2 separate regions of the Homo sapiens genome follow, and region 2 is linked to region 1. The links are chromatin contacts, found by Hi-C or POLR2A ChIA-PET in ENCODE. All regions are on one chromosome and are shown on one strand. Each heading gives the region's core, a stretch centred on a gene start or an enhancer-like site at or near the end of the contact. The rest is flanking DNA. Distances are from core to core; before and after follow the strand shown.

Region 1 (5,660 bases), core at 1,013-3,512:
TGAGATGGAGTCTCTCTCCGTCGCCCAGGCTGGAGTGTGGTGGCACGATCTTGGCTCATTGCAAGCTCCACCTCCCGGGTTTAAGCAATTCTCCTGCCTCCACCTCCCGAGTAGCTGGGATTACAGGCATGCACCACCATGCCCAGCAAATTTTTTTTTTTGTATTTTTAGTAGAGATGGGGTTTCACCATGATGGCCAAGCTGTTTCGAACTCCTGACCTCAAGTGATCCTCCTGCCTTGGCCTCCCAAAGTGCTAGGATTACAGGCGTGAGCCACCATGCCCAGCCTGGTGTTTATCTTTAAAGTGGGCACAGCCACAGGAGTTCACCTGACTCCTGGTCTGAGAGTCACGAGATCGTTCAAGATAGTGAGGCCCTCTTTTCCAAAACGAGGACCAAAAATCAATTGACAGTGTTGGTCAAGATGGTAGAAACCTTAAAATGATAGAAATCTCAACTCTGAAATAAAAACTTTATTTGTATATTTATTTACCACTATTTTGACATAGGGCTAAGGTCTTTTTCTTTGAGCTGATTTCTGGTTTTGTTTTCTTAAAGTGGCATAAGAATTCAAAGACATTTTGAGGAAGGCTGAGTGCAGAAATCTCTCTTTTTAAATGACTTCTCCTTTCTTTTAACTTGCACTGTTGTCTAGCCCTCACTTATTTTGTCAATTCTTTTTAGCTGTTTGTCTTTGAATCTTCATAAAGCCATAGCTTTTCTCATAAGAAGCAGCACTTTCTTTGTTCATTCATATTTTAATGAACCCCTGTAGTATTTAATTAAATACTTAATGCCTAATTAAATCACATAATTGCAATGCAAAAGTACATGTATCATAAAGAGGTCTGAAAATGAGCAACTGGCAAGCAGGTGGTGGCAGGCAGAGCTGCTTGGGTGGGTGGGTGTCATGGAGAGGAGTTCATCAGCCACATGTTCAGTGAGCTCTGGATATGTCTGTTTAGAAATGATCACTAATAAACTTGTGCTCAACCATGTATACCTCTGGGAAGCAGGTGCTCTTCAGTAGATTGCCTCTGCAGAGAACACAGAATTGAAGTGAATGTCCACAAAGGCAATGAGCCACCTGCAGAATAGTTTAGTCAAGGCTGTGTTTGAAGTTTGCCAAAGATTAATATACATTTGATTTTCATGTTGTGCCTTTTCTCTGATTGTGAAATATTACAAATTCTATACAAATAACAATGATGGCAAATCCTCCTGAGCAAAGTGTGCACCTTGTATGTGCCCTAGAGGAACTTGTGTTTCGTTCTGATTCCCCTACATTTCTCATGTCATAGAGTGGGGGTTGCATTAGTGTCCCCCTGTCCTCGCTGGGATCACATCTGTTTGGATCCTAGAGTCTTCCAGCTGAACTGGGACAAGTATAACAGACGGACACGTAGGGGTGGAAAGGCGTCTCTTGGCAGCAGACTTTCTAATTGTGCACGCTCTTATAGGTGTTGGAGATGTTCATTCTTGTCCTGCAGCAGTGCCACAAGGAGAATGAAGACAAGTGGAAGCGACTGTCTCGACAGATAGCTGACATCATCCTCCCAATGTTAGCCAAACAGCAGGTTTGTCCCCGCAGCCTTGGCTTGTTGTTGCATAGTGATGGTAGCTTAAGGTCCTTGTGAAAGGTGGGTGGCTGGAATCAGCTCTTCCTTCAGTCCTAATCTGTGCCTTGATAGCAGTTCTCCGTGCTAGTCATGGGACAGCTGACTTCATTTCTTCTCACAATGCCATCTCAGGTTGGTATTGCCCACCTACTTTACAGGGGGGATCCCACAGCTCCGAGAGGTTATGGAGGTGATCAGGCAGCACACAGCTTTAGAGTGCTGGGGTGAGGGCGGGCCAAGGCTAACTCTAAAGCCCGAACCCTTACCTCCTACACTGCCTCCTGCATTCTGGTCAACCCAGTGTTTTATTTGGTGGTTAGATTTTTGTTTTTGTTACCTTACTGCTTGTAATTTAGCAGTTTTCCTTTCCTTTCCCTTCCTTTCCTTTCCGACAGGGTCTCACTCTGTCACCCAGGCTAGAGTGCAGTCGTGTAATCTCACTGCAACAACCTCTGCCTCCCAGGTTCAACCAATTCTCCCACCTCAGCCTCCTGAGTAGCAAGGACCACAGGTGTGCACCACTACGCCTGGCTAGTTTTTTGTATTTTTAGTAGAGATGAGGTCTCGCTGTGTTGCCCAGGCTGGTTTTAAACTCCTGGGCGCAAGTGATCCACCAACCTTGGCCTGCCAAAGTGCTGGCATTACAGGTGTGAGCCACCTCGCCTGGCCTATTCATCACTAATCAGAATTTCTATGATCAAATGACATGAATCATTGTTTCCACAACTGCAGTGGAAGGAAATGGCCTGGCAGTGCCAGTTTCAGAAGCAGCCTGCCCCCAGTCAGGCACAGGCCACTGTGCCCCCAGTGTAGCAGCACCTCTGTAGCTCACAGAGAAGGGTGGTGGGGACCTCCTTGAGGCAGCTCTGCCAGAAAATCTCATGAGCTGCCTGGCACAGCTTGAGGTTGCCTTTTAAGTGGACTCAGCAAATACATGTTTGTTCATCTTGATTATACACAATAAACAACTACTCTGTATAGTACGAGTAGTCCGTGGTTTTTGGCATTTGATTTAAACTTAGAGGCATGTGATATTGATGTTACTGCCTTCATGACTGCACCCCCATTCTGATTTCATAATGGAATGTTATCTTGAGACCAGTTAGACAACAGGACAGGGATCTTGGCTTCTGGTGAGATTGACAGCAGTTTTAGTGTGGTCAGGGTCTCCCTGCCTACAGATGGTTTTAGAATGGTGCCCTGGAAGCTTTATCCCATTCTTTTCTGTGCGTAATCTGAGTAGAGTGGAGATCGAAGGCCTGAATACATAGTAAATACCTGACTTAATATCTGCCGCAATGGAAATTGTGTGATACAACATTTATGAAACGCTTAGTGCAGCACCTGCCAGGTAGCTCACCACAGGTGCATGTTGCATTCAGAAGTAGTGCTAGATACTATCCTGTTACTGGCAGTGCATACATCAGTGATCAAAGCAGATTAAAGAAAGACCCCCTGCCTTCTTGGAGTGAAGATTTTGTTGGGATGCGGGTAAGGGGACAGACAATAGAAAAGCAAGTGAGTGAAGTCTATACCATGGCGGCTGATCAGGAACACCGTACAGAAGAATCCAGGAGGGAAGAGAGTTAGGTGGTGTCTGCGGTGGGAGTGGCATTGTTCAGCTGGTGATGAGAAGAAGCTTTGGTGATCTGGTGACATTTGAGTGAATTTGCAGAAAGGAAAGATACAAGCCTAGGAGATACCTGGGGAAGGAACATTCCAGGCAGAGCAAATAGCAGTGCAAAGGCCCTGGCGGGGGGCGGACATGCTGTTAGGGTACAAGCAATGAGGGTGGAGGAGTGGGGCAGCCATGGGGAGGGAAGGGAGTGAGGCCTGGTGGGGTGAGGCCAGTGTGGAGGAGCCTTGAGAGGGTTTGCGCTGATGTGGTGTAGGTTTTAGCAGGATCATTCTTATTCCTGAGTTGAGAATAGCCTTGAGGGGGAGGTGAGGGCAGAGCAGGGCCACCCATGTGAGACCCGGCACTGGAGTGGAATGGCCCAAGTCAGCATCCCTTGGCAGCATGAAAGCAAAACCAGCAAGGTTTGCTGGTGGCTTAGATGTGGCATGTGAGAGAGAGCAGGGCTTTGGGGGTGATTTCAGGGTGAGGACAGGGTGGCTGTGGACAAGGTAGGGCAGACATTGGGGGCAGCAGGAGGTCAGAGCCTGTCTGGATGTAGCAGTTGAGACCCCATAGGTGCCTAATGAGGTGAGGCCAGCATCAGGTGTATGAGCCTGGAGTTGTCGAGAGACTGTGGGGCAGGGGGTCAGCATCTGAGATGTCCACTCACAGTGGACCCAGACTGGCTGGAGAGGAGGAGGAGCTTGAATACCGAGCCTGCTGAGTCCCAGCTCCAAGGTCAGGTAGGTGAGGGGAGCCAGTGCTGGGGCAGGGGGAGTAGGCAGGTGTGGGGTTCCTAAAGCCAAGATTTTTTTTAAGGCATTTTGTGCAGGAGGGCGACATCTGCTGTCAGCACCTTGGGAACTTGGCCCAGGTTTGGCAGCACCGAGGGCACTGATGAGTGCTTTTGGAGGAGCAAAGGGAGCCAAACCCTAATGGGAATGTGTTCCTGAAAGGACAGGAGAGAGACTTGGGAAAAGGTTTTACTTGAAGAGGGAACGGAGAAATAGGGCAGTAGCCAGAGGAGGAGAGGAGTCGGCAATGGGTTAAGTTGGCAGAAATGAAGGCCTGTTTACGCACTGAGGGCAGAAGCAACAGGGAGGATCAGTTCATGACACAGGAGACACAAATCGCCGTTGTGGTGTTCACAGACATGGGTTAGGATTGGCTGCATGGATGACAGAGCACTGTGGGTTCTCCCAGAGTTGCTGGGGAGGAGGCAGAGTTGGTGAGCACAGGCGAGGGTCCAGGATGCAGGAATCCTGGAGCTCAAGTCAGTTGTTCCCTTGTTGTAAGATGTGGCCAGTGTTGTGAGCTTCACATCTGTGCCTTGAAAAACACCACATCTGTTTGCAGAGTTGTTTACTATGTATACACACTCAGTAGAAACAAAAATTGGAAACAGTCAGTGCCCACCATCAATAAGTAATGGTTGAACACACTGTGGTATAAGCTTAGACTATTTTAGCTTGGGCTATTTTGCATGATTAAAAATGTTCTGGCCAGGTGTGGTGGCTCATGCCTGTAATCCCAGCACTTTGGGAGGCCAAGGCAGGCAGATTGCTTGAGCTCAGGAGTTTGAGACCAGCCTGGGCAACATGGTGAAACCCTGTCTCTACTAGAAATACAAAAAGTAGCTGGGTGTGGTGGTGTGCGCCTGTAGTCCTGGCTAACTCAGGAGGCTGAGGTGGGAGGATCACTTGAGCCCATTCGTGCGCCACTGCACTCCTGGGGCACAGAGTGAGACTCTGTTAGAAAGAGAGAGAGAGAAAGAAGAGAGAGGGAGGGAGGAAGGAAGGAAGGAAATAAATGGAAGAAATGGAAGGGAGGAAGGGGAGGGAGGAAGGAAGAAAGGAAGTTCAGCCAGTTGCCTTGGGAGTTCTCCATTGCACTGGGTTAAGTGAGAAGAGCAGAGACGTTTATGATTTTTCAAAACAACTAAAACAAAACCTCTGTGGGTGAGGGGGCAAGGATATGGCTATAGGAACATGGGGCAGATTAAGAAAGGGATATACACACACCACTTAGCATTTGTTACAACTGTTGTGGGAGGGATGGAGTGCAGAAAAAGAAAAAAAAAAGTGCACACCATCCCATGTATGTGTATACAAAGGGACGCTTGGAAGACTGGTCCCCAAAATGTTGGTAATGATTGTGTCAGGGTGCTGCAGTGCTAGTTGATTTTTTTTCACACTTTTGTATATTTGAGTCTTTTACAGAAAGCATTTATTATTTATGTAATAAAAATCTAAATGACAAGATTTCTGTTATGGGAAAAATGTAGCTATACAGTGTTGTTGTAAAAATGTTTGCTTGGTTCACCACTGAACTTAAAATGCTTTTAAATGAGGGAAGGTGACGATGAGATGATTATGATGATTTGCCCTTGAGTTACATAGCTGGTGTACAGGAAGCTGTCGTTT
Region 2 (5,857 bases), core at 3,351-5,850, 39 kb after region 1:
GCCAGAGGGCTGGGAACCAAGGCCAGAGCTCAGGTTCAGGACCATTCCAGCAATCCCAGCAGAAAATGGGGAGAATTGTATGGTATAGGCGGATATGAAGGTAGAATCTGCAGGCCTTCAGTGGCCAACTCAGAGTCTAAGTGGATTCCACAGTTACAGCTTGAGCAGCTGGTTGTAGGTCATGCTTTCTACACTGGGCATATAGGATGTGTTTTTTAAAAAGTCCTCTCTTAACCGTTGCTTGTTTAGATCCTAAGTATATCACTGCAGCCTGTGAGATGGTGGCAGAAATGGTGGAGTCTCTGCAGTCGGTGTTGGCCTTGGGTCATAAAAGGAATAGCGGCGTGCCGGCGTTTCTCACGCCATTGCTAAGGAACATCATCATCAGCCTGGCCCGCCTGCCCCTTGTCAACAGCTACACACGTGTGCCCCCACTGGTGAGTCTGCTCGTTCCTTGCAGAAGACCAAGTACGGTGAAAGGCACCGGTAGGCCCTGGGCTGGGCACACGTGAGAGGGCGGGACAGAATCCCCGCAGCCCAGAGGCTGCCTGCTGTGGTTCTGGTGCCCACTGTGGTTCTGGTGCCAGGCTGCTTTCCTCAGGCACCACGTGTGGAGGTCGCTAGTAGAAATACTGGGTTTTCTAAAATGAACTGAGGCCCTACATCCCTAAGAGATTAGTGTTAGACCTGATTCTAGAGCAACTAGACCACTTTGCTTAATAGCAGACCAGAAACCACACCCCCTCGAGTGAGTGAGATTTTCCTTTGGAGATAATTCATGTTTTTCTACACAGTTTTGCAGTTGTCTTCAGAATTGGTTTAAAGTAGGTGTTATTGCCAGGCGCAGTAGCTCATGCCTGTAATCCCAGCACTTTGGGAAGCCAAGGTGGGCGGATCACTTGAGGTCAGGATTTCGAGACCAGCCTGGCCAACATGGTGAAACCCCATCTCTACTAAAAATATAAAAATTAGCCAGGTGTGGTGGTGTACGCCTGTAATCCCAGCTACTCAGGAGACTGAGACAGGAGAATCGCTTGAACCCAGGAGGCGAAGGTTGCAGTAAGCCGAGATCGCGCCACTGCACTCTAGCCTGGGCAACAGAGCAAGACTCCGTCTCAAAAAAAAAAAAGGTAGGTGTTATTGATCAGAACCCTTGTTTCAGATAACATGAGGAGCTTAGCTTGAGGAGAGTGAGGGTTGATGGAGGGGGACTGACTTCTGCCCAGTGAAATGGCATCATCTCCCACCAGCCCGCTGAAATAAGATGATGGGGCCTGTTCCTTAGGGCCTGCAGCATCCTCAGGCAGGAAAGAAAGGCCGACCTGGCAGGGTGTGAGCCAGCAGGTGTAGGTCAGGGAGAATGGAGCCAGGTCCCAGGGAAGAGGCTTGTGGCTGCCTGAGAAGGGTGCGTGCCTGCCTGTGTGTGTGTGTGCACGTGTGTGTATGTATGCTGGAGAGTCTAGGGAGGCTTGCTCCAAGGACGCAGTATTGTTTGATCCTGAGAGATAAGGATTCTGCCGCAGGGAATGAAGGTATTCCAGATGGCGGGCTTATTCCGAAGAAGAGGCCAGTGCCTGGCGGTGCTGGAAGCAGTTGCAGAACAGGGAGTTGTAGGCTTTCCTGGGAAGAGAGCAGCAGGGGTGCTGGAGAAGCAGGCCACACTTGCTGCATGGGGTTGCTCTCGGCCCCACTCTTGGTGCACAGCGAGTCACTGTGGGTTCATTAGCATCTGGTTATGAGACAGTAACTGCTCCTTTGGAGGGGCTCGTGGAGACCATGCAGGAGGGCACGGTCTTGAGGTCATGCCGTCCAGAGCACACCTGAGGATAGGCCAGGACGGGCTGCACGCTGTAGGTAAAATTCCTCCAGCAAGCTCTTCACTGGCATTGAGGAGTTCCCTGAGTGCGGTCATCTGGAAGGCAGCTGTAACAGGCACTGCAGTCTCTCCCTGGGTGGGTACCAGAGAGGAGCATAGGGGAGCATAACCGATTTAAAGAGAGGGCTTTCCTGTGGTGAGGTAAGAGATTAGCTGGTCATTATCATAGAGCCCCCTCTGCCTTTGTGCAGATGGGCTGTGGGAATCCTGGGGTTCCGTTGGGTCCTTTGTCACCTCACTGAAGGCATGTAAGCTGAGCTGGCCAGACCGTGAGCTGATCCTGCCACTTGAACAGCATCAAGCCTGCCTCTGGATTCTTCTGTGCATGGCACTTGTCTGAGCACCTCACGCACAGAGAACTGGACTTCAGAGTTTACAGAAATAAGCTGTATGGTTCATTTTCATGCCTGCTTGCCAATAAACATATCTGAGCTGAACCTCATTGAACGCCTGCCTTTATTCTAGCACAGCACCTGCTGTTTGTGGGCGAGGGGTGCTGTCTCTAACTCCTGCCTGCTTCTCCCAGCACTCCCTGAGTGGGGTGTGCCAGCAGCCTCAGGATGAGGACAGGAAGTGGGAGGGCAGAGCAGATTTGGGAGGGCCACTTGATGGGGAAGGAAGTCCCAGGAAGCAGTTGGAGCTGTTTTCTGGGGGAGAAGGTGCCAGCTCTGGGACAGTGTTGGGGTAGTGAGGAGGGAGCCCAGTGGAGAGAAGTCGGGCTTCCTGCTTCCTCACAGTATGTCTGTCCTGACTCAACTCGGATGATGTCACTTCCTTTTCATCTTCTCAGGTGTGGAAGCTTGGATGGTCACCCAAACCGGGAGGGGATTTTGGCACAGCATTCCCTGAGATCCCCGTGGAGTTCCTCCAGGAAAAGGAAGTCTTTAAGGAGTTCATCTACCGCATCAACACACTAGGTACTCTTGGGGCCTCTCCTTCAGGTCACCATTGTCGGACATCTACCGGGAGGAAATCCAGAGCCCCCAGTACTGGGATCTTCTCATTTGACTCCAGAAAAGATTTAAGCATGATAATAATACAAACCTATGTGAATACATTTTGCAGTGTTGGCAAAACTCCTTTTATACTGAGAAAATAGATCCCAGTTCCTGTGTTTTGTGGCTTGAATCCCAGCTTTGTGTATTCCGGGCTTGTTTGAAGTCAGGAAAGGTTCATGTGTAGTGGACAACGTGAGACCAAATTCTGCCTTAGATTTTGCATTTAGGCTAAACAGTGGCAGCACTTGTCTCAGAATGTTTTCTTGTGTTCACCAGTCTGATCCTGTTGTGTCTCAGTGGTCCATTTTCTCATATGGGAACAAGCAGACGGGAGCAGATGGAGTCAGGTTTCTTGGCACTCGCCTTCCCCAGAGCCTAGAGGCAGCATGGGGAGAAAGCAGGCTTGGGGCTCAGACAGTCCTGGTCTGCTTCCAGCCCTCCTACCTGAGCAGCGCAGGGCAAGTCCGTCTAACCTCTAGAGACCCTCAGTTTTGTCATATGTAAAATGGGGGTCGTGTCTATTTCATAGAATTGTTGCAGATTTAGAAATTACATTTCTAAACAAATGTTACCCCTTATTTCTAAATAAGTGTCTAAATGAATAAGTCACCACTTTTGCCCCTATTTGATGGCAAGAGGTGTGATCTTGTGGTGGGACTGTAATCAGTCAGTTCTCAGTGACTGTGCCCTGCTGTGGTGTTTCCTGGAATGTTCCTGTCTTGTCCTAGAAAGTCTGGCAGGGGCACCCTGACTCCACTGTCCAGTCCTCTCCCCAGTCCCTCGGGCTTCTGCAGATTTGAGGCTTGTTTGGATCCCAGAAGGTTGTGGCAGGAGACACCTTGCCTCTACTTTCCCCTTTATAATTCAATGTCCAAAGAGAGCCCTGAGCAGGTACCTCACGCCAGCTGCCTCACGGAGCTCCTCCTCTTCCTGGCTGTGAGGATCGGTATCAGTGGCCTCCTGCTCTCTCCCCCTTGCCTAACACGAGCACCTTTGCTTACTTGGGTGCCCTTGCTCTTGAACTGCCCATCGGACGTGCGTGACCCAAGACTGTGCCGCAGTCCTTGCCTTGTCTGTGCTCATTTTCTTTGTTCATTTTTTTCCCTGTAACGTAAATTGTTATATTTGTCTGTATCTGTGTCTGAATCAGTCCTGCACGCTCTCCTTCTCTCTGTCTCTTGTTCTTTCTTTACCCCGTTTATCACGGGGACCCCGATGTCCATTGCTCTAGTTCTCCTGTCCTAAGCACCCCATCCCGTCTCTCTGGCCTTACCACAAGTGGCGTGGCTGCCTCAGACATCATGATGGGGACATGAAGCACAGCTGTCAGAAACAACTGTTCGTTAGATACACTCGAATGCAGCTCATCAATAGGGATGGAGGGTCTGTCGGATGTATTTTCACTGAATCCCCGTTCCTACCTTGATACACTCTTTTTAATCTATTCTTCTAGACAGGTCAGAGGAACCATTACTTTGACTTTTAAATTTTTAGCAGCTTTATTGAGGTAGAATTCACATACTACAGATTTCACCCACTCTAAGCGGACAGCTTGGTGGCCATTAGTTTTATCCACAGAGTTGTGCAGCCAGCTGCACAGTCTCAGGGCTGGACTCCAGGGAAGATTTTAGCCCATTTAGTGAGTGGGGCAGAAGTGGCCCTGGCCCTGCACGAGGTTGCCTGCATGGGCGTCCCTGCCCTGTCCCTGTGTCTGCTCCACTGGGGGTTGACCAGGCTGCCAGGGCCGACTTGGGCCTGTGCCACCTGCCTCTCATGTGTCTCGGACAGTGCAGCCGATGTCTATACTTCGGTTTCCTCAATGATGAAATGGAGGGGATAGTGTTCCCCGCATCATAGAACTGTGTGAGGTTTAAGGGACTCACTGCCCTTGGCGTGGAGCCTTCTCCAGGGGCCGTGCTGTGTCGGCGTAGCTGTCAGCTCTCCGTTACAGGCTTGAGAAGGGTTGACACTCTCTCATGTAACATTTATATTTCTAGGCTGGACCAGTCGTACTCAGTTTGAAGAAACTTGGGCCACCCTCCTTGGTGTCCTGGTGACGCAGCCCCTCGTGATGGAGCAGGAGGAGAGCCCACCAGAAGTAAGGCCACACCCTGTGCTGGTTGGCACATGGGCAGTTATGGCCGCTTGCAGGCCTTTGGTGGGGAATAAAATAAGGCAGCAAGCTGGTGTTCTTTTTTTCTCTTACCTTATTTTTGAAAGAGTAGCTGAATGGTGTCTTGACTGATATTCCAGAGCAGGGACAAAGCCTGCTGAGGTCTGGGGGCTGCGATTACCAATGGCTGGAATGCATTTTATTACGGTGCATTCCATGTTAAGGATCAATACGATTGTGCCCTTTCTGGAAAATATCTTTTAGTTTATCAATATTCAGAGGAGTGTAGGTTGAATTAAAATGAAAAGGCACTTTATAAAGGCCATGAGTAGTACCTGGTTTCATTTTTCTAATGTCTTGCAGAGATTTTATCAGGCTTCTTGAAGTGTTCACGTACATTACGCTAACACGATATTAATAATAACTGTGCTCTGGTACAGCGGAGCCAGCAGAATGGGAAGTTGTGGAATGCAGGCCCTTGATTCTGATAGAAGGTGTGGTTTGAACTCACAGAAATGACAGTTTGGAGGGTAGACATATGTCACAAGTCATCAAGATTGTCTTTAAATTCATGCATAGAAGCTAACAGGGTGTCATAAGCAAGGCCTGTAAAATGTATGAGGGAATTCAAAGATAATTTATTAAAAAGTAATTCATGTTTGGAGTTTTGTGCCCAAAGGAGTCCTTGATTTGAAAAATGGGCTTTTGCCCATCAGATTGTTTCAGGGCCCGTGTGTGCGGAGGCCCTGCCTTGTGCCCCGTGAGCTCAGCCTGACAGAAATCCTTTGGTAGCACTTAAGGCTCCTCTTCCTCCCATTGAGGCAGGGAAGACTCTGGGTTCTGCAGGCAGAGGTGGTTGTGGGTGTCTTG

Evidence for each region. Hi-C counts contacts between places; a loop is a spot of excess contacts on that map. ChIA-PET counts read pairs that join two places held with the same protein, here RNA polymerase II (POLR2A). Pooled maps may share reads with other maps.
Region 2: a loop to region 1 is called in a pooled map of adrenal gland, with 4 times the contacts of the local background. The contact joins two enhancer-like sites. A Hi-C loop is called at or near these places in 2 of 168 maps with a recorded cell type or tissue (both CD14-positive monocyte) and 2 of 50 pooled maps. POLR2A ChIA-PET finds 5 or more read pairs at or near these places in 3 of 52 experiments (CD8-positive, alpha-beta T cell, activated CD4-positive, alpha-beta T cell and naive thymus-derived CD4-positive, alpha-beta T cell).

What each region holds. Positions count from the first base shown.
Region 1 is chr4:3,180,894-3,186,553 of GRCh38, forward strand. It overlaps HTT (huntingtin), which reads left to right. Exons shown (of 67, transcript NM_001388492.1): 37 at 1,461-1,577. Among named protein-coding and RNA genes, the nearest start is that of MSANTD1, 65 kb to the right of the region's middle. Within about 2 kb of position 2,263, at least 2 of the 41 ENCODE cell types and tissues checked have a DNase peak (open chromatin) inside an H3K27ac peak, as active enhancers do.
Region 2 is chr4:3,217,516-3,223,372 of GRCh38, forward strand. HTT (huntingtin) reads left to right here. Exons shown (of 67, transcript NM_001388492.1): 52 at 250-437; 53 at 2,667-2,793; 54 at 4,872-4,972. Among named protein-coding and RNA genes, the nearest start is that of MSANTD1, 29 kb to the right of the region's middle. Within about 2 kb of position 4,601, at least 3 of the 41 ENCODE cell types and tissues checked have a DNase peak (open chromatin) inside an H3K27ac peak, as active enhancers do.